Linked DNA regions of Homo sapiens: region 2 is linked to region 1. A link is a loop called in an ENCODE intact Hi-C map of the cell type or tissue named here. Cell type or tissue: heart left ventricle. All regions are shown on one strand. Links, peaks and the distances in the headings refer to the core of each region. The heading gives the core; the rest is flanking DNA.

Region 1 (10,893 bases), core at 2,764-6,763:
TGTAGTGCAGACCAGACAACAGCCTCTGCTAACCACAGCTAGATTGGTCTATCAGAGTTGTCCAGTATTGGCTGAGATGACCAGGCTGTTGTATGCTCACATCACTCAGTTACTTGAAGTAGGCCATCCTGGCAATGAGGATGGCCTGAGCAAGGCTATCTTAACTTGAGGCAATCCCTGAAGCGGTTAGAGGCTGCTGGACAACCATAAAGCAACAAGTCTTGAATCCATGACAATGTCTCTATTTACAGACCTCAAAGTAGCAAAATAATAAGACTTCATTGACAAATATTCTCTAGAATTAAATTATAGCACCCACCTAGCATATAAACCTATTAGAAGAGGGAGAAATGAAAAAAAGAAAGTACATGATTGCACTGATAAGGACAAAGAATAAAAAGGAGCTCCCTGGCTCAGGCTGCAGTGTTCTGTCTTTAGCCTTGTTTGCAGTGTCAACAGTTTTCAGTAGGCTGGGTCTTCTGAAAGCACCGTTCTTTGCAGGGGTCCATCTATGGTCATGATTCTGACCAAGTGGAATGCTGTTGCAGAATGGAGACGATTGATGGGCCCAACAGACCCAGAAGAAGCAAAATTACTTTCCCCTGACTCCATCCGAGCCCAGTTTGGAATAAGTAAATTGAAAAACATTGTCCATGGAGCATCTAACGCCTATGAAGCAAAAGAGGTTGTTAATAGACTCTTTGAGGATCCTGAGGAAAACTAAAGTATATACTGTGAAGTACGTACCTGTTTAATTATTATTTTATTTTATTTGCTTGTTGCAGTGACTGAGGCTAGGACAAACCTGTCCTAAAAAGAGAAGAACTTTTCCTAAATTCCTGAATCAAGCTTTATTTCCTGTGAGACACACTGTTCTATTGCATAGTAGCCACACAGCCTCAAAGCTGAACCTTGTAGATGCTGATGACCGTGGGGATTCTGGTTGCTTGTAACCAGGCTGGGGATGCTGCATCCAGGCTGGAGGGATGGAGACAACAGGGCAAGCAACGCACCCATTGGTTCACACAGCTTGGTCTTGAGCTGTGGTGTCTTCTACCATGATATAAAAAGCCTCATGCAGTCCCTCTACTCAGCTCCTTTCCACTTCTCTGCTTTGAATGGCCAAAGTTTCTTTCTTTTTATCTTTATTTGTTCTAAACAAAAACAAAACAAAACAAACCAAACCAAAACAAAAAATAGGATGCATGCGCAGAACGTGCAGGTTTGTTGCATAGGTATATGTGTGCCATGGTGGTTTACTGCACCTATTGACCTGTCCTTTAGGATCCTTCCCCTCACCCCCCACCCCCCAACAGGCCCTGATGTATGTTGTTCCCTTCTCTGTGTCCATGTGTTCTCAATGTTCGACTCCCACTTATGAGTGAGAACATGTAATGTTTGGTTTTCTGTTCTGGTGTTAGTTTGCTGAAGATGGTGACTTCCAGTTTCATCTATGTCCCTGCAAAGGACATGATCCTTTTGATGGCTGCGTAGTATTCCATGTACCACATTTTCTTTATCCAGTCTATCGCTGATGGGCATTTGGGTTGGTGCCATGTCTTTGCTATTGTAAATATTGCTGCAATAAACATATGTGTGCATGTGTCTTTATAGTAGAATGATTTATATTCCTTTGGGTATAAACCTAGTAATGAAATTACTGGATCAAATGGTATCTCTGGTTCTAGATCCTTGAGGAATCACCATACTGTCTTCCACAATGATTGAACTAATTTACATTCCTACCAACAGTGTAAAAGTGTTACTATTTCTCCACAGCCTCACCAGCATCTATTATTCCTGACATTTTAGTAATTGCCTGAATGGCCAAAGTTTCAGTGTACAGTGTACAATGATTGTACAGTGTACAGTGATTGAAAAACCCACAGTCACCTTGGGCTGGTGGGAATATAAAATGGTGCATCTTCTGGATAATCATTTGGCAGTTTCTTAAAAGGTTAAACATAGAATCATTATTTAACCCATCAGTTCTATTCCTAGGTGTATTCCCAAAAGAACTGAAAACAGGGACTCAAACATATACTTGTACAGTAATGTTTATAGAAAAATGATTCACAATAGCCAAAAGGAAGAAACTACCCAAGTGTCCATTAACAAAACAATGAATAAAGTGTGGTATAAAGATACAACGGAATATTATTTAGCCATTCAAAGGAATAAAGTATTGATGCATACTGCAACATGGATGAATCTCAAAAAAATTTTGCTAAATGAAATGTTAGACACAGAAGAACACATATTGTATGTTACCACTTATATGAGTTACCTAGAACAAGCAATTATAGAGAGAAAAAGTAAATTATAGCTTGGGGCTGAAGGAAGGGTGAAATTGTAAGTTATTCCTTAATGGGTGCAGAGTTTTCCTTTAAGTTGACAAAATATTTTGGAAATTGTTTGTGGTGATAATTGCAAACCATGCAAATGTCATTAATAACATTGATTTGTATACTCAAATGGTTGCAATGGCAAATTTAATACACACAACCCCTGACATATTGCCAGGATAAAAAAAATAGTAACAAAAATAGTGAAATAAGGAAGAATGATTTCTCAGACAAGCACAAAAAGCTCTTGCAAGAGAACTCTTCAAAACCCATTCCAAAATGATACAAAATTAAGTTAGTGTTACATTTTTAAAAGAAAATTCATGTAATCCTAACACAGAAACCCTTAATTAAAAGTAAGCCTTTATGTTGGGAGTGTAAATTAGTTCAACCATTGTGGAGGACAGTGTGCTGATTCCTCGAAGACCTGGAACCAGAAATACCATTTGACCCAGAAATCCCATTACTGGATATATACCCAAAGGAATATAAATCCTTCTATAAAGATACATGCACGGATATATTCATGGCAGAACTATTTACAATAGCAAAGATATGGAATCAGTCTAAATGCCCATCAATGATAGACTGGATAAAGAAAATGTGGTACATATATGGCATGGAATACTATGCAGCCATAAAAGGGAATGAGATCGTGTCCTTTGCAGGGACATAGAGTTGGAAGCCACTATCCTCAGCAAACTAATGAAGGAACAGAAAACCAAACACCGCATGTTCTCACTTATAAGTGGGAGCTGAATGATGAGAACACATGGACACATGGGGGGAACAACACACACTAGAGCCTGTCGGTGGGGGCTGGGGGAGGGAGAGCATCAGGAAGAATAGCTAATGGATGCTGGTCTTAATACCTAGGTGATGGGATGATCTGTGCAGCAAACTACCATGGCACACATTTACCTATGAAACAAACCTGCACATCCTGTACACATACTCCTGAACTTAAAATAAAGTTGAAGAAAAAAGTAGGCCTTTAATAAAGTTCTTAAACAGTTAGTAAATAAAGGAAATTTTGTTTCAAACAAAATGTAACAATACCAACAAACTCCCTAAACTCTTTCTTGGGCATCTCTGACCTGAGAGTCCTGCTGAACCCCCAGCTGCTCCCCCAGGCCACCCCACAACCCTCGCCTTTACACTCCAGCCTGTCCATCGTGTTCAGAAGGAGCTGCACAATCTGTCCTGGTATTTTTCTCACCCTCTTCCTATTGTCTTCCTAACCTTTGGTTTAACCAGCAATTCTGAATCCTTGAACGGGTTGGGTAGAAATCTTACTCACAAGTTAATATTTTTAACCCTGTCACAAATGTTTGTTCATTAACTCATTGCTCTGTAAATGTTTGATGACTGCTTACTTGCTCAGTCAGGCTGTCTATAGGTAAAGGTTAAGGCCCATCTCCCAGCTCTGTGATTTGTGTGCAAAACTTCAATATGGAAACTGATAAATGCTGAAAGATTAGTGTATAGCACTGTCATTTATTTTATTAAGTGCATTCTTTCTTTTCCTAGAACTTTGAGAAGATAATACATATGTTCACGTCAATATACAACCATTTGGCACAGCTTCCTGGGAGGAATAATAAGAAAAACATGCTTTGGAGGAAAACTCAAGATACAAAAATGAATGGCTATGCATAATAACAATAAAAATGTATTCCCCAAACAAATCTTAATGTTTATTTTTAACTGATCTTCCGGAAAAGATTTAAGGTATATAAATGCACACAATCTACAACAAGATAATTGAGGGAGGAACACGGAATGTGGGGAAGAAGAGAGTAGGAGAGATCAAATAAAGCCAGGAGTGGAGTTAAATACAAATGCATACTGCCTAATGTATATTGAAAATTGGTCAAAGTTTTGACTCTAAATTTTCTTGCAGAAAATGAGGAAAAGGATGACATGTAGATTTATATAGTTTGCAAACTATAGTACTGTCCAACAGTCCACGCAGTGTACCTAACTCCCTCATGGTAAGATAATGCAAGAAGGTAATAAGCCGATTTTGTTTTTGTTTCTTTTCCTCTCTCATGATGTACCCTGAATGACATTTTCTGCAGTGGTATGCCCTTAAGCCCATAGCCAGAGTAATGTGTGGTTCCCAGCATGTTAGCCGTGACACCCTCTTTTTCACTCAGGAGAAATATTAGATTGCACATGATTGAGAATAAGGTTGCTGAATGATTAACTTTTCAATTTAATTTCTTAACTCTAATATTAATAAAAGTAAGACGCTCACAAGCTTTGATCCTTCCACATTAGTAACAGATTACTCACTGCAATACTTTCATATTCCAACATAATGTTTGAGAAGCATGCCTGTGAACAGTGTTAAATTATACAAAATCTAATTATGTACATAGGAGTTATCAGTAAGGATATTTCTCAATCTTTCTCCAGAATGCAGTAAAAAATAAGGTAAATCGATTATCGGCTTCCTTTAGATTGTGCAGAGAAATAAGTACAGTCAATACCTTCACTTTCCTCGCTTCTTTCACCTTCCCTGCTCCCGCAGGTTGAATAGTATTATCTGATGCTTTCCATGGCCTGATAGTATCTGGATATTCATAATATGATTGTGCTGAGTGGCACACTGCTATTGCCTCAAGAATGATCCAGACCTTCGAATGCATTGGGGAGGGGGGAACAAGAAAAAAAAAAAAAAACTCTCTTAAAAGTGATATCGTATTTCACCAGCAGATGGCAAGCTACACTCAGTTGTGTGTATATGTGACTAAAGTTGTGCAAAGATTTCATACACAAGACATAGAGAAAGGCCATTTCTTTCTAATTGAAGTAGCTAGAAATCTAATAATCAATGTCTAAAGAGATCTATCCAATTAAGCTTTAAGTTGAGTTCGTCTTGGTCTCGAGGGGATTGTATTTAGTGGGTGGAACACAGCAGCAAGAGGTAGGCATGTAAGGACTGGGGTTAGCAGTACTTGGAAATATCTTCTTGCCTCTGGGGGAGAAAGATTTTAAAAGGCTAGAAAGTCACCAGGGCTTCTGCTAAATGGGCTGGTCTTGAATTTCGGCTGGACTTTAGGTAGTAAAAGCATGGCCTGGACCACTGTGGCTGAGACAAGTAAGGCCTGAAAAATCAGCAGGAAAAGTTGGAGCTTGAGGCTGAGAACTGTCAGCTGATGAGATACCCAGGAGGGTGGGGATGTGGGTCTGAATTCAGGGACAGGCTCAGTAAGTAGGCAATGGGACACCTGTGCAGAAACTGCCTCTATCCCATCAGCCAAATACATGAGGATGACTTCGCTGGGATGAGGTCAGTGTCTACATGAATTCCCCCAGACAGAACAGTCCCCATTCTCTAGTACTGGCTCAGTCATGCACCTTGACCCTAAAGCCAGAGTCTCTCTGATGGCTACACCCAGTCCATCCAGCCCAGTTCCATGACAGGACACCCAAAGCATTCTTGATTTGAGCCTAATGCTCTCCAGTACCTTCTTTGGATGCCCTGTGGAAGATGGACAGATTTCGTAAAATATGCTGTCCTCTATTTGTGGCCCTCTAGCTGGACTGTCTTAGTGCCCCTTCTGGACACTGAAAGGGATTCCTGACACTGATGCCTATCTGAACTGTGTCTGAACCTGCTCAACCATTGGAAGCTACTTTGGATGACCTCCAAAGCCAAACATTTTATGCATTCCAAAAAGGGAGAAAGTTGACTCAGCAATTGTCTGCCTAATTTTCAGCTGCTGAACTATTTCAATGACATAATGAATATTTTAAATGATTATAATTATTCTTAAAATGTTAGTGAATTTTAAAAGTCCATCAGTTTGAATCAACAACATTATTTTAGATTTATTTTGGTACCATGGCGAAATTTTATTCATAATACCATTTTTTTTGCTTAACTTCAGTTCTTTGCACCTTGTTATATTATTCAAGTTCTTATAATGTTATGAGATTTAGGAATAGTCCTCTGATTATATGCCCTCCCTGTTAGCTGAATATAATTGTTAATAAACAATTTAATTGTTTTCCCTTTTCATAATATGTCATTTAAGTGAGCCATACTGGCCATTAGAAAGTTGTTCTCATTGAGATACTGCAGCTGCATGTTTTAGTTATAAAATTTTTCTCATACAAATATCACAACTAAATATATTAGACTTAGGCTGTAAAGGCAAAATTACACACCATGGCTTTGTTCTTGACATTAATTACCTCTTTACAAATATTTTCTTACATTCCAGTAGACAGAAATTTCTCTCAGGTAGCAAAGCAAATAAATACTGTAAGTTCTGTAGTGGTGATCAACATATTCTTTCTTTAATAAATTCGAAAAGAAAAAGACATGAAAAAGCATGAAGACAAAAGTCGAAGGCTTAGGGATTAAATAGTGTATGGCTGCCAGTTACAGAAATTGACAGAGACATTCTGTTGCTTGACACTACTTTATAGTTTGTGCTGGAAAAGTATGGTGGTCAAACTTTAATATTTTTATGATTGTCATAGTGTGATGAGTATGAGAATGTGAATCACAACCTCCAATTGCAGGGGCCATATTGACAAGGGTTCTAGCTCTGCACCCTGAAATTCACTGTCACCTTTGCAGCAAGACCACACTACCTATGGGTTGCTCCCAGTCAGTGACTGAGCACAACAGGATACTTAGAGCTATCCCTGGGAGAAGAGGGACTCCTTTGACAGATGACTGGCTCAAGACTCCCAAGTAACCTTGCCAAACTTTCCTTAGACTTTACAGCAGTCTGGAATGCTTCTACCCAACCTTTCTTCTCTCTTCCCTCTCTCCTTCACTCAGGGTGGACATCCATTGTGCTCTGACAGCTCTCCCAGCCCTACCCAGATCCCTCCCCATTCTCTCTCACAGGCGTTTTGCACATTTAATTCTGTTTTGGCATTTGCTTCTCTGAGGACCCAGATGAAAACACATATGATCAAGGGAATAGTTTTCAAATTAGCATGTCTAAATGTCTTTAAATCAAACTACATTCTATATATATACCTGTCTGATAATATTTTTGTAGTATCTGATAGTTATAAAAGTAACACATGTTCATTAGACAAAATATAGAAAACCTTTATGGCTTACACTCTTTTTTTTTTTTTTTTGAGACTGAGTCTCGCTCTGTCACCTAGGCTGGAGTACAATAGCGTGATCTTGGCTCACTGCAATCTCCACCTCCCTGGCTCAAGAGATTCTCCTGCCTCAGCCTCCCAAGTAGGTGGGACTACAGGCGCCCGCCACCACGCCTAATCTTTTGTATTTTTGGTAGAGACGGGGTTTCACCATGTTAGCCAGGATGGTCTCGATCTGACCTTGTGATCCACCCGCCTCAGCCTCCCAAAGTGCTGGGATTACAGGTGTGAGCCACTGCGCCCAGCCTATGCTTTGCACTCTCTTATGGCAACATTTTTTATGGTCTTTAGTATTCAATAATGAAGGAAAGTTATTTGTGTCACAAACACCTATCCTACACTGACATGACTTGGGAACCACATTCAAAAGTCCATTTTCACAAATTATTGGTAAAATAAACTCTGATACATCCAAGCTATGCAACTGTCCAATATAAACCTACTGTTGCATTCTTTAGTGGAGCAATTTTCATGCTGCCTTATTAAGTTCATACACCAAAACAGGAGGAAAACCCAGAAGGATTCACACCAAAATGCTAGTTTTGACATTTTGAGTAGCTACTTTGATATTTTGGGTCTTTTTGTTTTATTTCATGTTTTTGCTTATTTCTGTTCTTTGAATAATAAGGGGGGATATTCCATTGCTATCCAAGGGTTCAGCGTCTTCTTTGGGGTACTTTAAATTAAAGTAGATGCTCTATCTTGGGTACTTCATTCATCTGGAGAACATGGCATGCTTCCTTATCAGTTAAATCACAGAGTTGACAATTAATTGATATTATGGCTAATAATATCAGTTAATTACTGATATACTGTTGGGTGGTATGCCTCTCACTATGATGTAATACATCTTTCAGTGTAAACTGCTTTTCAAAAGTATTTTCCAATAGGAAATATGGTCAGCATTAGCATAAATCAGACTATAACAAGAAGCAGAAATTTGTTATCCTGTTGCTCTTTCTATGGTGATAAATAAATAGTCCCTCTAGCAGCCCAGATTTATGTTACCAAGAAGTCAGTGGACTTTGGACTGGTAAATCAAAATTCAGGAAATTTGAGGGCCCAGATCTGCCTCTAGCTATGTGCAAGAAATCAGACAAACTTATACAACCTTTCTCCAACAAGCGAGGTTATGACTTCTGAGGTCTTATTCAACCTTTTCATTCCATGATTCCAAACAATCATTCTTGCTCTTTGAATGGTAATAATAGCAGGTACATCCTTGCAGTAAAAATGTGCTCTTCTTTTTCACTCAGGGACTGGTTACCCCAACCAGAAACACCCTCAAGCTAGTAAGGGGTTTTGCTGTAAGAATGCGATAGACCATCTTATAGGTATCCAAGGAGAGAAACCAAAAGTGTGATCAGACTGCATTGGTTTAGAGCTGAAAAGTAAGAACTAAGGCTATTTATGTAAGTTCTCATGTATCTTAAAAGAAGTCTAGACAGAGAGCATCTATTGGCAACTCTGCTATACTCTAATTCTTCAGTTCCTGTAGTTAACCAGTTATATTATTAAGTTTGATTTGTTAAAAAAATAGAGAAGGTTGCATAGGCTTTTCCAGCAGTTAAGAAATCTGTCTATCTATCTATCTATCTATCTATCTATCTATCTATCTATCTATCTATCTATCATCTATCTATCTATCTGTCTGTCTGTCTGTCTATCTATCCATCCATCTATCTTTCTATCCATCTATCTATCAATCATCTATCAAGCCATCTATTTATCTCTATACTTTGAGGGGCTCAAATCACTATTTCCCAGCTGCCAGGAGTGTAGGAAGTGCTGAGAATGTTGTCAGCTGATGGTTCACAGACGAAGGGAGGAGCTTTGCCCAAGGTGGCCACCAGTTCCAACTTTACATTTTTAATCAATATGGGGAAGGAGAAATAATCTTAGTGAGGGTTTCCATACACCATACACTTAGTGAGCATTTCCATACATGGATGGTCCAAGCATTCTGGGGCGTAACTGACAAGATCAAGAACTTTCCTTGCTGAGCATACTCCTTGGCCCGAAAATGCTATTTAAACAAATGTATCCCAAGGTACTAATGAAGGATGTGCACAGATGTTTGACTATTGAGATGTTTATTCAGTATTGTCAGTGAAGAAACCACCTAAGTATCCAATAGCACAACAGTTTGTTGAGTAATGCATACTATGGAATATAACACAGCTGTTAGAAATGAGATGGTTTCTGCTTTCTTGACAGGAAAACTTATCTCAATAAAGGGCCAAGCAAAGGAGGCAGGTTATGAAACACATGTATAGCAGGTTCCTAGTTTTATTTGTTCAAATCATTTTATAAGTGCATAAGAAACACCTGGAGAATAATATGCCAAAATACTAATAGTGATTACCTCTGTGTAGTGGAGAGTAGGATTAGATAGGATTTTATTTCCTTTGGGCGTTGTGCATTTATTGAATGCCTTATAGAGAATACATGCTTACTGTGTTAGCAAAAGGCCAATAAAATTGTTTTTTAAAATAAATGCCTCCAATTGTCCACAATTATGAAATTTGTTGATAAAATGCTGCAAGATAAGTTCTTTTTTTCTGATTAAAGTATCCCAACTGTCAAGTAATTCTCATTTCAGAGGTGGAACCTCAACTTTCCTCTCTGTACATTTATATTTAACTCCTCTCACATGTATTTAGGCAAAGAAAATATTTAAATGAAGAAAACAAAATTTGGCACTCACATGAAGGCCATTTTTAAGCTTGTCAAATTATTCTCAGGGTGGATGTCCTGGGAAGTAAGATGAGTGACATACCTCTCTTGTGGGTATAAAATACTTGAGCATTAGCCAACTAATTAGTACCTAACTCCTAATGGTACAGACAAACTCACTGTTTCTGGTGCTGCTTAAGAGGGTGTTGACAAGAAGCATCATGATCATGAAATCAGGTAACCAAAAAACAGGAATCCAGACATTGTCTGCCTCTCCTTTTTATTTATTTTTCTTTATTATTATTTTTGTTTTTAGAGTTTCTAGCTAAAAACAGAGCTGAAGTCATTGTAAAAAAGACACATTATAGTTTTCCATATGCTACTTCTCTAGATTTTTCAAAAAATCCCCTTTCATCACAAAAATCCTTCTGCAGACCATAAACACATAAAGATCTTTTAGACATTCATTCCACTACTGTTCCTTCTTAGAAGCATTATATTTTCGATCACATTTTAAAACATCACTAACATTGCAACAACAGATATCAAAAGGTAATAAAACATACTGTAAAAAAATTACGTGTTTTGTTTGAAATATGGCATTTATTTTACAATGCACATATTAGGTCGAATTGTAACAAGCATTATTTTCCCTACTCTTCTAGAGTATGCACACAGGTTACTCTGAATGCAATGCAATAAGCCTTTTCCACCAGCTTTAACTCACCTT
Region 2 (10,893 bases), core at 3,720-7,719, 420 kb after region 1:
AAAAAGTAATGTGTTTTCTATTAGACCATTTCAAAAGTACAGAAATGACACAGATAAAAATACTCATGAGCGCAATGTCTGGAGATAAGCATTTCAAAGTCTGTGCCCTTTTTTTGTCTACCCCAGTCTGCCTCTTGTGAACCCCTTCACAGGACTGAAAGCAAAAAGCACCCGAGACAAAACAGTCAGCATGGATTTCCAGGTGGGTACAGCAACTTCTAGAATTGTGGTTTCTATAAGATGACTCCTGGGCAGTAGACATTACTTTTTCCATAGTACTTGTATGTGTGGGGAGTTCGGCAACAGATGATATGGTTTATGAAAATATTGCTTTCCAAGATTTCCTTAGATTTTATTCAGATTTTATATTAACTAGATAATATAATGTTGATTCTATTATTCAGAGTCATTGTAGCTCACCCACCTCAGGTAGAAAAGAAAAGAAGTCGAACCCAAATCATCAGAATATTCAGGGCATCCATCCATACAACGCGTTGACCCATTAGGTAAAATGAACCCATCAATAATAATGAAAGTATCAATCTCAATTCAACAGATATTCATTGAGCCCCTACTATATGCAGTACAGTATATTCTAATAAGATGCTGTCAGTGTTTCTGTGAATCCAAAACTTAAACCATTTAATTGGCAAATATTAACTTAGAGCTGGTTTGCCTCTGGCTAGTTTTCCTTTGGTGTGGCGAAAATGTTCCTGGTGAAGCTCACCTTAAGCAAAAGGAGAAGGGCAGGAGGAGTAAAGGACTATGAATTTCGACTTGTTTTTCCCCTATAATGGTCATCTGCACTATGCACAAGGCCACTGTCCTGTCCAGCTGTGTGTGAGTCAAAGGTCTTAGGGAACCATGACCAAAAGCTTAGAATTAAATTAATCTGGGATAACCTCTTGTAAGAGTTTCTTCATACTTAGCTATTCTCTCTATAAAATGTAATAGCCACACTATGATAGACGTAGCACTAAGCCCTGGATATATAAAGATGTGTATATGGGCCAGGCGTGTTGGCTCATGCCTGTAATCCCAGCACTTTGGGAGGCCGAGGTGGGGTGATCACGAGCTCAGGAGTTCGAGACCAGCCTGGCCAACATGGCGAAACCCCATCTCTACTAAAGATACAAAAAATTAGCCGGGCATGGTAGTGCGTGCCTGTAATCCCAGCTACTTGGAGGCTGAGGCAAGAGAATCGCTTGAACCTGGGAGGCAGAGGTTGCAGTGAGCCGAGATCGCGCCATTGCACTCCAGCTTGGGCAACAAGAGTGAAACTCCATCTCAAAAAAAAAAAAACCAGATGTGTGTATGTGTGTGTGTGTGTGTGTGTATGTTTTCTTGTATATATAGTCATACGCTGAATAATAATGTTTCAGTCAAAGATGGACAAATTATAATGAAACTGCCCTACACATGTGTAGCATTTTTTTTATATTCTATTTTTACTGTACCTTTTCTATGCTATGTTTAAATACACAAATATTTATCAGTGTTACAATCGCATATAGCATTCAGTACAGCAACATGCTATGCAGGTTTGCAGCTTAGGAGCAATAAGCTATACCATATATCCTAGGTATGTAGTAGGCTGTACCATGTAGGTGTGTGTTAAGGGCACTCTACAATATCTGCACAACAAGGACATTGCCAAAGGATGCATTTCTCAGGATGTTTTCCTGTCGTTAAGGGACACATGACTATATATGTGTGCTTGCTGTTATTTTTTTGTTGTATCTAGTTTTGTCTCTTGTCAGATAACGCTGGGCTGTCACAATATGCCAAGCACTAGGCCAAATCCTTGAAATGCATCATGTCAGGAGTTCTCACAGCCACCCATATGATAACCACAGGACCATTGCCTCACAGGTGAGGAAATGGGGCTAGAGAAGCTCAAGGCCTTGCCACACAGCTTATCCGTGGTAAGTAGAGCCCCATTTGGACCTATGTCCTTCTGACATGACAGGCCCAGGTCTTGACCACTTTGTACATTATATGTATACTCAGATAATTATTGAGCTGTTGAAAAATCAAAGTATCAGAGAAATTTGAGAAGATGAGACTAAGGATCATTCATCTCTGAACTCTTTCCCAGTGGAAATCTACTTTTCTCTATTTTATATTTGTAAGATCACATTTCAAGAAAGGGTTTCATGGCAAAAACATAAATTAAAACAACACCATCAACAATAATAAATTGCAAAGCCTGAGTTGAACTAGAAGTAACGAAAATTCATAAGAGACTTACAATCATGAGTTATATTCAAGTTGAGGACTGCCATTTTAGTGGTGAATGGCAGCCCAGTAGCAGAATGTGGTTCAACAGAAGCAACCTCGGGCCTTTGCAGAGCGTATGGGCCTTGTAATTTCTGCTGTGCATAATGCCTGGCTCAGAGTAGTCTATCAAAAGCTCATGGTTGGATGACCAGGCACGGTGGCTCACGCCTGTAATCCCAGCACTTTGGAAGGCTGAGGTGGGCAGATCACGAGGTCAGGAGGAGATAGAGACCATCCTGGCCAACATGGCGAAACCCCGTCTCTATTAAAAATACAAAAAAATTAGATGGGCGTGGTGGCACGCACCTGTAGTCTCAGCTACTTGGGAAACTGAGGTAGAAGAATCGCTTGAACCCGGGAGGCAGAGGTTGCAGCAAATGAATTTTTTCTCAAACCCCAATCCAAAGTGGACTTTGACTTAGATTCGATTAGTGGAAGTGTTTACGGATTTTGTACAAAATCAAACATCACCACTCAAGGCATGCATGTGATAGATTTGTCATTGCAGTCTGCCCTGCTCGTGGTTAGATCATGCTGCGTTTGTTACATGTTAACCTCCAGAAAAATGAATACCATTTAATGTCATATCCATTTTTTAATCGAGAGAAATAGGAAGGTCAGAGAAAACTTATGTAATGCATATTGACTAGTACAAAAGAATCACACTAAAAATGTGTATATATTATACCAGAAAAAAAATATATAATGAGTAGGAGAGGTTGAACCAGAAAAATAAGCATGGGTGACCTAGAAAAGCTGTTGGTGAGAGAGTACAACCCTGAAAAAGAGGAGGCTGGTCACTTGTATAGACTTATGCAAAGCTTCTGCTTTGAGAAAATATGTGGAATTTGGCAACTCCAAGTAGAGTCACCACATGAATGTTTATCTTAAAAACTGTTTACAAGCACACTGGTGGTAACTGTGGCTTCCCAATTCGTAATTATAAACAAAGACTCAATAAACATTTATTGAATGGGATGGCTCAAACTGTCTGCTGCTGTGCACCTCCCACAAGGCACAGTAGTAGGTAGCTATGTCCTGTTTCTCTACATTGTGAATGGTGAGAGTGGATGTAGACGTTTCAGGTATCCTATCCACCTCAAATTTGCCTGACGGAATGCCGGATTCCTTTCTGACAGTGCCGTCATATGAAATGGACACCAGGAACTGTATGACTTCACCAGGTCTCTCTCGATACCAATATACAGATGTTGCAGAAATTGTTATTCCAGACACCACACATTCCAGGCGGGCTGTTTTTGACAGCGTTTTAGTACTGGAAATTTGAGGTTGCTCTAGGTGACCTGCACCATATACACACACTGGGGAAAAAAATGGGAGGGAGTAAATAAACCAAGAATTTGGAATTTATAAAAATATATAACAATAGAGAATATCAGTCCAAAGTGATTGGGGGAGCAAAACTACTTACGAGCCCCAAGGACTGCCAGCGTTGATGTGTGGAGCAGTGACAGCATGTCTGCAGGCACTGTGCTTTCTGCCAGGGCAGCCTGAAATCACCGCAGAGAAGCGTTAGACCTCTGTGGCTTGGCTGAGTCCACCAAGTCAAACTTCCCATGGGTGAGGGTGACATGGGGCCCCCTGCATCGTTGTAAAGCGGTGTCCTCACCACCTGTTAGCACTTCCAGTCTGTGTGAAGACAGTCCTGCAAGGTCTGCAGCCTGAGATCAGACCACATAGTTTAGACGGCCACCTCAGACCACAAGGCGGCCACCCCAGCAAGTTGTCAGGCTGGTGTTGTTGGTTGCTGGGGCTGTGACATGCAGCATTGTCTTCTGAGAGCTTGTCTTCAACCAGCTGGAGAGATGTTGGTCCGTCAAGCCGCTTAGCTCTGCTCAGCTACCCACACAGCCTGCAGCACCGGGTCCTTCTGGTCACCTTCATGAGGCTGGGCCCTCCATCCCAGTTTGTTTGCTTCTGTTGAAGATTCAGGTTCCTGTCCCCTCCCTCAGCTACCTGAATAATGTACATCTCCTGAATCCCGGCTTCTCCTCAATGACAGTTTCCTATTGTCTGTTGTTCTTTCTCTAAGCCAAGACATTTAATCCGTCCCAAGGTATTTTTACAAACTGCTCTCCCCAGTGCATCCCTTAAAAGCTGCTGTGTTCCAGATTTCCATGCTTAATTTACCCACTGGGAGCTGCAGCTCACTGCCACTGCCCAGCATCGCAAGAGAGTATCATAACCTTATATCACTGTCCTGGGGAAACAGCAAAGGTCAAATTATGTTTTCTACCAAATGCGTGTCACTTTTGCACCATCATAAAGTAAAAAAAAATCTTAAGTCGGACCTCAGTTAAATCGAAAGCTGTCTGTACCCATATCCAGCTAACTCTTGGACATTTTCAAGTACGTCTGACATGGGATCTCAAACAAAGTCTGCTCATAGCCAGAGTGAACTCATTCCCTTCCCCCAAACCATATCTTCTTCCGAGTTCCCTGTATGACATAACTACCCACATTGCCCAAGCCAGGAGCTTGAGCATCAGCCTCAATTCTCCCCTCTAATTCACCGCACTCTAATTCCTGAGGATTCTACGTCCTAAACATTTCCTGGCTCACCACTGCCTCCACCTCACGCACCTCCATACATCCCATCTCGGCCCCTCCCACCCACCTTCCCCATGGCCACTAGACTGACCTGGTCCTTTTCCTGCTCTAAAGTCCTTGCTCTCTCTACCTTGCCTCTGAAGATGAAGTCCAGAGTTCTTAGGATAAGAGGTTCTCTGTGATGTGGCCACCCCCTCCCTGTCCTTCCATCTTCATTTAGTCACTTTCTGCCTGGAATTCCACGACCCACTTCTATGGATTGACTTGAATTTTTTTGTGTTTGGACTGCATTCTACTCCACATTCCCTGGCTAATTCCTGTTTATCCTTCTGGGCTCAGCCCCAGGCAGTCTTCCCCAGGAAGCTTACCTCACCCAGTAAGTCCAGGATGGAGATGCTTCAAATTGCTTTCTCTTCACGCCACCTAGTGCCTTCCTCTCTCCTAGCACCTCCTACCCAAGTCTTGGCCTGTTTACCCATTTCTCTCTCATTCTAAACGACAGTTAAGAGTTCCCAGGGGAGTAAGATCATGTGCTGTTTATCTCTCTATTCCCAGGTGTTTGTTGAATAGATGAAAGGGTGGAGTGAGGGAATGGATGGCCATTGTAGTATTTTTTTGTCGTTCTGATGTTAACAAAACATCACCATTTAAAATACAGTTTTTAAAGAGTTACCAAGCAATGGACACTTAGTGAATGCCTTAATGTGTCAAGCAGTTTGTAGCCATTATGATGTTTAATACCATAAATTTAGTATAATCTTCACAAAGCCCTACTCAAAGCAGGTCAGGTAATGGGTCAAGGTTTAACAGCTTGTTGGTGACAGATTTAAGATTAATTCTATCGGGCTGCAAAGCCTGAGCTCTTTGAGTAGTTCTCTCTGCCTCTGTTTTCTTATCTACCAAAGGAGAATAAAATCACAGCCTACCTTACTGGATGTTGCAAAGAATAAATGTTTGCCCAGGTAGACTGTTTAGGGCAATGCCTGACACAGAGCAAGCCCTTGGAAACTGATGGTGATTTCTGTTATACTCTCCCATGCTGCCTTCTGTGAACTTGCCCCTGCTCACCAGCAGCAATGCACCAGCTATGCCCTTGTCTTGCTAAGACAGACTAGCTGGGAGGCTCCCTAAAGCAAGAGACGATGAGAGGGAAAGAACTTGGGACCATTTCTAAGAAACAAAACTTGAAAAGTCTGGTGATGATGCCTCTGAAGGTGAGATCACTTAGGAAAGATAAAATCTTGGTCTCTAAGCTGGTCTATCACCCTGGAGGTTGAGGCTGAAACCAGGTAGTATAATTCAGAGGGAGATTGATTTTGGACATTGCTGTTTTCTTTATTTTGGAGATGAGGAAACTGATGGCTAGGAAATTTAAGAACTCGCTCAAGCTCACAGCATTCATGAAGAGTACAGCAGGTGTTGGTGAGGAGTGAAGGTGGAGGTTTGTGGTGGTGAAGGTTCACTGCAGTGGCAGAGTCTCCTCTTGAGGAAATGAAAGATGTTGTTCCATAAGGAGGTGACTGGGGAGCTTGCGCCTCCATTTGGCCACACCCTGATAGTCACCATTTCACCAAATTTACTCTTGTTTGGAGTAAAGCACTGAGAGAGGGGGCAGGCAGAAGAGGAGGCATCTCCTCTCTGTGCCCATTTGGTTTTATCAGCACAATTAGAAAAATGAAATGAAGGAACAACTCCAAAACAGAATGAAAGTTTCCTCCTGTATGGCCTCTGTCCTTCTCACACAAGTTGGAAGGCCTTAGCCGTGAACTGAGCCTTCAGTAGAGGTTAGAGACGCTGGGCTGTTTCAGAAGCAAGGCGTAGCGTTTTTTTTTTTTATTTCTTGTTGCTCAGACTGGAGTGCAATGGCACGATCTCGGCTCACCACAACCCCTGCCTCCTGGGTCCAAGTGATTCTCCTTTTGTTTTTTATTTGTATAAATTTAAGGAGTACAAGTGCAATTTTGTTACACACATATAATGCACAGTGGTAAAGTCTTGGCTTTTAGTATACCCCACACCTGGATAATACTCATTGTGATGTGAAATTACTTAATTTCCATCTGTATTCCTTCTGCCCCCCACCACCCTTACAAGCCTCCAATGTCTGGTTCCACACCCTATGTCCACTTGTACACATTATTTAGCTCCCACTTATAAGTGAGAACATCCAGTATTTGTCTTTCTATTTCTGAGTTGTTTCACTTTAGATAATGGCCTCCAGCTTCCTCCATGTTTCTGCAAAAAACAGGACTTCATTCTTTTGTATGGATAAGCAGTATTCCATTGTGTGTATATACCACATTTATTATGGATGAATAGTACTCCACTGTGTATATATACCACATTTTCTTTATCCAGCCATCCACTAATGGACATTTAGGTTGATTCCATATTTTTGCTATTATGAACAGTGCTGTGATAAATATATGAATGCAGTCTAATATAATGATTTATTTTTCTTTGGGTGGATATCCAGTTATGGGATTGCTGGATTGAATGGTAGTTCTATTTTTAGTTCTTTGAGAAATTTCCATACTGTTTTCTAGAGAAGTTGTACTAATTTACATTCTCATCAACAGTGTATTAAGCATTCTCTTGAAAAGGCATTTAAATTCAGCTTAGACTTCAAAGAATTTCTTTTTTTTCTGCACATAGAGCAGCAGAGGGGTTTCCTGTTTGGTGCTGGAGGATCAGTAACACAGGCTTTCTTTTTTTTTCTTTCATTTATTCTATGTTAAAAAAGACTGCTTTATATGAAGGTAGTGGGCATAGTGATCTTATGTGTATGGCTTTGCTTTAATACAAAAATCATAGTCATATAACTTAGCAGACATTTGGCTAAACCCCCTCATTTGTCAGATAGGAGAACAAAAGTCTAGAGAAGCTTGGGATACACACGTGTTCCACACTGGGGTGCTGTTGAAGGAGAAGTGGAAGGTAAATGTCTCATCCAGGGAGGACTGCATCACCCTGCCATGGCGACTGTCTACTCACATCAGTTCCTATGCAGCCCGCCCACGGGTGAAAGTACTGAGAAGTGGGCAGTCATGTTTCCCATGCTTCTAATTGCTGACTCTATTGCAAAATGATAACAGTCCCAGGGCCAAGAGCTTGGAAGCTGGAAACAGGAGTAGGCTTCTAGTCTCAGCTTTTCAACCATTTTGTGGTAAATCTCAGCAAGTCCTCCACCCTTGAAATCTCTTCCAAAATATTTTATTTGTGCATTCTTCAGGGGAGATGGTCAGATTCTTAAATGATCAGTCTCTAACAGCACTGTCCAACAGAAATAAATGAGTCACCAATGTGAGTCACACACTTTAATTTTTTTAGTTGCTGCATTAAAAAAAGTAAAGAGAAACAGGTAAAATTAGTTTTAATGCTATTGGCTTTAGTCCAAGATACCTAATCATTTCAACTTTTGATCATTATAAGAGTTATCTCACTTTTAACACTAAAGCTTCAAAATATGATTTTAGACACACAGCCCATCTCAGCTTGGACTATTGCACTTGGTATGTTTCCCATGCTCAATAGCCACAGGTGGCTAGTGGCACCTGCATTCAGGAGCACAGGTCATCCTGCAAAGGCTTCAGAGACACTGAACTGGAGCATCTTTAAACAGACCCCTTTCGATGAGATATAGATCACTGAGTCTGCACAAGCTGAAAGCCTCATCTGTAGTGGGACCGGGGAAGGGACCTCCAGGATAGATGGGGAGGTGAGGGACAGGGGATAAGACTTTTTTCTTCTATGCCACAGGGAAACCCAAGGGACCAAGAGTAAGTGAAAATGCCCAAGGCCTTGTTGGATCGGGAGGAAGAGTCCTTTTGTGTAGGGCTGGGGCAGCATGCAAGGCTGCGCAGGGCCCAGGTTGTGCAGTAGTTCATGCCCTCGATGCCTGTCTCCAACTTCAGTACTGCCAAGATAGAGCTGCTGCCATCCTTGGCTATGATTTTATCTGCTTTCAGGATGGAATCCCACTGCACATCCAACTTGGACATGGCCAGCTGGTGGAGTGCCTCAGGGACCTGGCCCTTCTGCTGGTACCAGTGGGTGTAGCTGATCCTGGTGCGGACCACGCACTGCAGGATGACCAAGCTTCCCTAGTGCCCCAGGACATGGGCCAGCTGCTCCGGCCTGATGAGCCACCAGCCAGCTGTCAGGGAGAGAGCAGTGAGGTAGGGATGTCCCAAAGCCTCGCCACCTCTACACAGGTCCTTAGGTAGGAGACTGACCTGGAAACAGGATGACCCAAAGGAAGGCAGGGCAGCCCACCATATCTCTGATCCTGACTGGGGGAGAGGAGCCCAGAGTGACCTGTTTCAAACTATGGACCTGAGCCACACTTTCCTGAGTTATGGTAGCGACCAGCTTAGGGCCTGAACTGCTATTTCCCTGGTGGTGCAAGGAGGTAACTGATGAGAGAAATGGGGGAGGAAGAAAGAAGTTCCAGAGGAGAGACAGAAATCTGACCACAAGGTGAAGGGAGGGATGACCAATGGCTAGAGTGCTGAAAAAGGCTTAAAGAGTGTTGCTGGTATAATTAGCAATAATAGCAATCATTGGTTGGACACCAGCAAAACTCTTGCACTGCACTAATTGGTTTAGGGCCATTGCTTTATTAAATCCTAAAATAACTCTATAGGACAAATGTTATCTTCAGTTTAGAAATGAAGGAGTAAGGCTGTTATTTTAAGTAGCTTTTCCAAGGCTGTAATACCTAAAGAGAATCAGAGTTGGGAGAGAAGCCAGGCCAGGCTGGTGACAAATTTCTGCTTCATGTAACCATCTTATACTCAGAGAACAATGAGTGTGCTGCTTGCTCCAGAGGAAGGGACAAACACAAAACAGCAATCCCTAAAAAAACCCATGCCAACCGTCTGAGCCAGCATCGGAGCGTGTCACCCAGAGGTCCTAGTAGAAGGAGATTTTCAGTGCCCTAAAATAACATGATAGCTGTGTAGTCTTGGGCAAGTTGTTTCACCTCTTTTTCCTCATCTGTAAAGAGAGGTGTCATAGGGCCACATGGACAGTAAACAGGAGAATGTGAGCAGAGCACGCAGCACAATCCCAGCTGCATAGACCATGCTCAAGAAATGTGGGGTGTTGTTGTTTCACCTGGAAACTGGATGGGTTCCAGTAAATGATCTCTGGGGTTCACACAAAGTAGAAATTATAGGGACTAATGCAGTTTTCAAGAACCAGGTGTGTGCGTGCGTGTGTGTGAGTGTGTGTGTGTCTCCAAAGGAAGAAGGCTAAGTCAGGCCAGCAGACAGAGAGGGCCTGGAGGCAGGACCAGCTCATCCTCTGCCAGTGGCACGTCCTTGGAAATGGTGAAGACTGTGCATTGGGAAGGGCCAGCGAAGGACACACCTGCCAAAGGCTTGGAGAAATAGACCCAGCCTTGAGTTCCTACTGAAATGAAGGTTCATTTTCAGCTTTGCTAATGACACCCAGGACCTCCTGAGTAGTCAAAGAGATGGCCATGAGGGGAAGGTTGTGGGCATGGCAAGAAAAGGGGTCTGGCTTGGGAAGGGAAGCTGTGAGTCCCTGGGCTCCCACGACCAGACCCAGTTCCTGAGCTTCTCTTCGATGGCAAAAACTGAAAGTCATGATTCCAGTTTTCAGCATTCTCACATGCAGGGCTTAGGGTTGTGCTGAGTTGGTGAGAAGGTGGTCAAATACAAAGCTAGCAGAACGTTTTGACAGAGGGATATTCTGGGGCTATCATTTATACACTCTATAGACCTTTAGCCCAGGGGTGGGCTAGGGTAATGGGAAAGAAAGTGACAGCTATGGTCAGAAAAGGTCAACGCAGGGAAATGACAGGTAGAAAGTGCAAAATACAGACAGTGAGCAATGGAAATGGGCAAATTATTTGTCTTCAATCTTTCTCTATTTTCTAGATTTTTTTAGAAATAAGAAAATATTATTTTAGAGGAGAAAAAAATTATAACAACTACATATGTTTTCAATATTCAAATTGGTTATTTAATTGCACCTTGTGCTTATAAGGTGCAATATGCACATGAAAAAAGTGAT

Evidence for each region. A loop is a pair of places that touch in the nucleus more often than their neighbours do. Peaks named below come from ENCODE experiments on the same cell type or tissue, not always from the same donor. Only the 100,000 strongest peaks of a DNase experiment are listed, where the experiment ranks them.
Region 2: a loop joins it to region 1, with 7 times the contacts of the local background. A loop is called at or near these places in 13 of 110 quality-filtered maps.

What each region holds. Positions count from the first base shown.
Region 1 is chr7:37,896,369-37,907,261 of GRCh38, forward strand. NME8 (NME/NM23 family member 8) reads left to right here. Exons shown (of 18, transcript NM_016616.5): 17 at 502-739; 18 at 3,876-4,029. The coding sequence ends at 724. It overlaps SFRP4 (secreted frizzled related protein 4), which reads right to left. Exons shown (of 6, transcript NM_003014.4): 6 at 9,564-10,893. Among named protein-coding and RNA genes, the nearest start is that of SFRP4, 15 kb to the right of the region's middle. In heart left ventricle, for the core only: a CTCF peak has its summit at 5,060 (motif pointing right); no DNase peak of the experiment used is centred there.
Region 2 is chr7:38,313,735-38,324,627 of GRCh38, forward strand. It overlaps TRG, TRGV9 and the pseudogene TRGVA. Among named protein-coding and RNA genes, the nearest start is that of TRG-AS1, 22 kb to the right of the region's middle. RefSeq lists a silencer at 5,192-5,371. In heart left ventricle, for the core only: a CTCF peak has its summit at 5,279; no DNase peak of the experiment used is centred there.